Linked DNA regions of Homo sapiens: region 2 is linked to region 1. Evidence: chromatin loops called from intact Hi-C (ENCODE). Cell type or tissue: OCI-LY7. All regions are shown on one strand.

What was found. A loop is a pair of places that touch in the nucleus more often than their neighbours do. Peaks named below come from ENCODE experiments on the same cell type or tissue, not always from the same donor. Only the 100,000 strongest peaks of a DNase experiment are listed, where the experiment ranks them.
Region 2: it touches region 1 in a loop (8-fold over the local background); 1 of 110 quality-filtered maps calls a loop at or near these places.

What each region holds. Positions count from the first base shown.
Region 1 is chr11:59,817,670-59,820,169 of GRCh38, forward strand. No RefSeq gene overlaps it. Among named protein-coding and RNA genes, the nearest start is that of MRPL16, 8.1 kb to the left of the region's middle. In OCI-LY7, no CTCF peak of the experiment used is centred here; DNase peaks (open chromatin) are centred at 1,112 and 1,700; H3K4me3 peaks cover 2,285 bases; H3K27ac peaks cover 2,500 bases.
Region 2 is chr11:60,497,861-60,500,360 of GRCh38, forward strand. All of the region lies in intron 2 of MS4A12 (membrane spanning 4-domains A12), which reads left to right. Among named protein-coding and RNA genes, the nearest start is that of MS4A12, 6.3 kb to the left of the region's middle. RefSeq lists enhancers at 1,101-1,370, 1,381-1,510. In OCI-LY7, no CTCF peak of the experiment used is centred here; DNase peaks (open chromatin) are centred at 761 and 1,171; H3K4me3 peaks cover 2,132 bases; H3K27ac peaks cover 2,500 bases.

The DNA of each region.
Region 1 (2,500 bases):
TACTTGAACCCAGGAGGCAGTGGTTGTAGTGAGCCGAGATTGTGCCACTGCACTCCAGCCTGGGTGACAGAGTGAGACTCCATCTCAAAAAAAAAAAAGAAAAGAAAAGAAAAAAAATTAGCTTCTACATGCTTTAGAGCATTTGTAAAAGGGCAATGATACCATAGATTTTGCCAGAACAAAAAACAATATTCTCTAATAAAATATTAACCATTAACATATTAGCATGATTTACTCTTTACAAAGGACTTTCACATGCACATAGATTATTTTACTGGAATCCTATTATGTACATGATAATGGTGGATATAACACACAGAAATCATTAAGATTATTAAGATCATTGCACAGAGCTGGGATTTCCATTCAAGTGTCTATTCATTCAACAAACATCTCTTGAGCATCTACTATAGTGCCATGAGCAAAATTAATGTGTCTACACTTATTCCAGAGGTTTCAAGGTAAATTAAATTCAGTCTCAACTGGAAGAGTTACTGAAGTTTTACAAGAAAGCCATTTCAGCTGTTCTCATCTATTAAGTCAACAGGTGCAAAAAATGCATCAACTCTTTAATTGTGTGACCAAGAAGAAAGAACAATGCCAATTAATCTTATTGTTTTCTGTCTCAGTATTCATGGGCTATATTAAAGTATTTCTATGAATGTGTTCATCATAATGAATCATTATTGCTGCTCAGTTAAATTATTTACAAATCTGTTATTATAGGCCATGCTGCAATAAGCAGCCTTGTACATTTTTGTTATTTTGTATTTCTTTTGGGCACTTTCAAAAGGAGAAATTTATGGATCAAAGGGAATGTTCATTTTATGTCTTTTGACTTTATACAGTTGTGCAAAATTGGCCTCCATGATCAGAGTGTTTTCTTGATCAACACCCTTGCTAAAGAAGGATATTATAATTTTTCTACGGCTTTGCCAATATGAAAGGTGAAAAACACCACTCGGTGTTACATTTATAACAGGTTGTTAAAATGCGATTGTTTCTGCCTCAGTTTTGCTTGGGACCACAAGGTAATCTCCACATTTCACAGTGAGGTGCTGGGCCTTTTAGGCAGTTTATGCAGCAGGTGGTAGGAACTGGCTTTGCTATTTTTAGCTGCCCATTCTCTGCCAGCCTGTAAAAAACACTAGAAAAGCCAAGAAAGGAAGTGGAGACTGGAGATTATAATAAAGATTTCGTTAACACAGTTGTTGGTGTACTGTGAGTTTCATGCCTTCCCCTCTTCAATGGCAAGGGTTGGGGGGTGCTCCATCAAGCCCAGTGAAAGACATTTCTAGATCATTCAGAGAGTTTAATATAATTCTTCTGCAGTTTAAGGGACAGTGGGCTTTGGGGTTTGACACTGGCTTGAGAAAATGATATGTTTGGAGGCTGGTAGAAGCTGCCTGTGGCATCAAAAGTAGAGAGCTGCAGTTGCGAAGTAGCCACATTTCCATTGATGGTGGGGCAAAGGCATGCATGTCCTGTTGACTAGGTGTGGACTCCATGACTAGGTGTGGACTCCTGTGTAGAGTGCCAAGGTAGGGTTTCTTACATCAACAGAACTGCATCAAAGACAGGGAGAAAGAAGTTGGAGTAGGTGTGATGATGGATGTCCTGGGCCTGAGGGAAGAATTGTGTGCAACCAGCCAACAACTCAGCAGAGATGAATTTGCCTGCATCAAGGGAACAGCAGATGAGAGATCCACAGCAGGTGTGTGTGTGTGTCCGAGTGTGTGTGTGTTTGTGCATGTGAAACATTTGATATCTTGAAGTCCTGACCCCTTGTACTTCAGAATGTCAAAGAGAGGTCCTGGAAAAGATCCTTCCTCACAGCCCTTAGAAGTGACAAGCCACCCTGCAGACACCTTGATTTCAGACTTCCAGCCTCCAGAACAGTGAGGCAATAAGATTCTGTTGTTTAAGCCACCCAGTGTATGGTACTTTGTTTGTTTAGAGACAGGATATCACTATTAAAGCACCCTCTTTCTCTCATGAGTGCTTTATGAATTCTTCTTTAAGAAGGAAAGTACTGCTGAGTGCTGTATTCGTTTCCTAGAGCTGCCATGACAAAGTATCACAGGCTGGACACAGTGGCTCACACCTGTAAGCCAGCACTTTGGGAGGCTGAGGTGGGAGAATTGCTTGAGTCCAGGACTTTAAGAACAGCCTGGGCAACAGAGTGACACCCTGTCTCTAACAAACAAACAAACAAACACATACACAAACACACAAACGAACACAAAACAAAGTACCACACACTGGGCGGCTTAAACAACAGAATCTTATTGCCTCACTGTTCTGGAGGCTGGAAGTCTGAAATCAAGGTGTCTGTGGGGTTGCTTGCTGCTTCTAAGGGCTGTGAGGAAGGATCTTTTCCAGGCCTCTCTTTAGCGTGGAGATGACCGTCTTCTTCCTACATCTCTTCACATCATCTTTCTTCTGTATATGTCTGTCTGTGTGAATGCAAATTTCAGCGAATTGGATTAGAGCCCATCCT
Region 2 (2,500 bases), 680 kb after region 1:
GATCTCATTTCTTCAAAGGACTTTTTGGACAATCTCAATCCCATCTCTGGATTAGTTACAAGTCTGGTTTTTGCATAAAGGTGAATTTACATAACAATGAACAATGATGGCTGCCCCCAGAAAAGGAAACTACAAATGGGCAGTCTGGGAAAGGCTGAGTGTGAAAGAATTGGGGGACATTCCATCTGCTATGCCTCTTTCACCAATACCCTTAGAGATGCTACAGTTTAACTGTCACCTTACTTCTACAAAGGAGACTCTGAACTGACTGCCTTGTTTCTGTAGGCATTGTAAAAACAAAAATGCCCTACTTGTAAGAAAATTCCACCTGCCTAGGTAGAATTGTTAGTCCCTTCTCCGTGCTTTCCAAATACATCATTCATCCCGCTAGCACAATTCCACCAAATTATATTAAGTCTCTCCCTGTGAATAGCTCAAAATGCTCTGCTGGAGCATTCCGTAAATGAATGCTCATTATGTGCCAGAAACTCTTCTAGCCATCTTACTATGTATTTCAAGTTGTGATGTTTTAGGGAAGTAAAAATGAGCATAAGTTCTCCTGCAGCAGCCTATTTACTAAGCTGTGGAGGTGGCCCTTCTGATCCTCCTCCTCCCAGATAGAGGAAATTCCCTGCTCCTAATAAGCCAATGGGACAAACTAACACCCCATACAGCCAGCCCCACACAGGTGCTTGGAATATCATTAAGCACAAAGGAGGTGCAATCTCTGCCCTCACAGAACTTACGCCCTAGAGGGGGAAATCAGACTGTATACATAATAAGGAAGTAAAGTACTTAGTGTGTTAGAAGGTGTCGAATGATATAGACAAAACAAAGAAGTGTAAAAGGGCTAAAAAGTACTAGGCAGTGAGGAGGCAGCAATTTCAAGGTGGTCAGAATGGGCTTTCCTTAGAACATGACATTTGAGCAAAAACCTGAAGTTAGGAGTGAGCCCTGCAGATATTAGGGAAAGAGAAAACAACCAGTGTAAAAGTCTTTAGATGAAAATGTCTTTGAGGTATTTGAAGAACCGGGAGGAGGCCAATAAAATAGAACAGAATGAGTGAGGGAGGGGGCAGTTGTCAGGAGGGCAGATGAGTGGCAGAGGCCACAGGTGGTGAGGCCTGCAGAGCAGAAGGCTTTGGCTTTGACTGGGTGGATGAGGAACCACTGAAGCATGCTGCCCGGCACCGAAGAGGCGTGTGATAAAAATACTTTAAAAGAATGTGAAGTTTTGTTTTCAAAATCTCCAGTTGGCAGAAGCTACTTCCTCTCTCTGAAGATTTGTTATTTCTATGCCATCAGCAGGCCCTGGGCATCATGACAGTGCAGGGGCCACAGGTGGCAGGACTTGGCACACCTGTACCAGTCAACTCAGACCTTAAAGTGCTTCTGTGGCCAAAAATGCAGACAAATTGTATGTCCAAATTTTTAAGTCTGTCCTATAGGCAATTTTGATCAGTAGATGGTACAGCCAGGGCTGTAGGAGGAGAAATGAGGGCCAGTACAAATCCAGATCTAACTGCCCCTCATCAAGGTGACAGCAAGGATGAGAATGGGAAGTTTGTGACCAGACGGCTGAATTGCTGCTCTAAAGAACAGTTGTAAAAACCAAATATAAAGTCTAATACAGGAGTTCTTTAAGTGAGATAGGCTAAACGTGGCCCATCATCTCTCTGAAGCTATAAGCAAAAGTATGGTATGTGTGTGTATGAATGTGCAAGAATAATTTTTCAGGGAGAAAGGTTCATGGTTTTTATTGATGTCTCAAGAAACTTTTAGCATTGTTTATGAAACTGGGTTTTTTTCTAATTTTAATTCGATTTACTTGTGTTCAGTAGCTATTTATTGAAGAAATAAATACAGCAGTCTTTGTATTTGCAGTCTCCCTGGATAGATAAGATGTAACCATGGGGAAAAATAAATTACAAATCTACAATCAAGTTTTGGACCAATCTAGAAATGATTATTCCTCAGAAATCTATCTTTATTTACAATGAAGGAAGGTTCAATAAGAGGTACAAGGAGGTAAAAGATGTATACCTTACTTTTAGTAATATATGATTGATAAGAAGAATGATTGGTAAGAAAATGATTGCATACCTGCAACTTTTTAAAAAAGGACAATATACACTTTGGGAGGCCAAGGCGGGCAGATCAAGAGGTCAGAAGATCCAGACCTTCCTGGCTAACCCGTGAAACCCCGTCTCTACTAAAAATACAAAAAGAAATTAGCCAGGCATGGTGGCGGGAGCCTGTAGTCCTAGCTACTCGGGAGGGTGAGGCAGGAGAATGGTGTGAACCCGGGAGGCGGAGCTTGCAGTGAGCCGAGATCATGCCACTGCACTCCAGCCTGGGCAATAGAGCAAGACTCTGTCTCAAAAAAAAACCAAAAAAAAACAAAAAAAAAAACAATATAAATGAATCCAAAATCAAGTAATAAGGTGTGTTTTATGTCATGAGATGCAACTGAAATTCAGAAAGAAAGAAAAAAGATTAA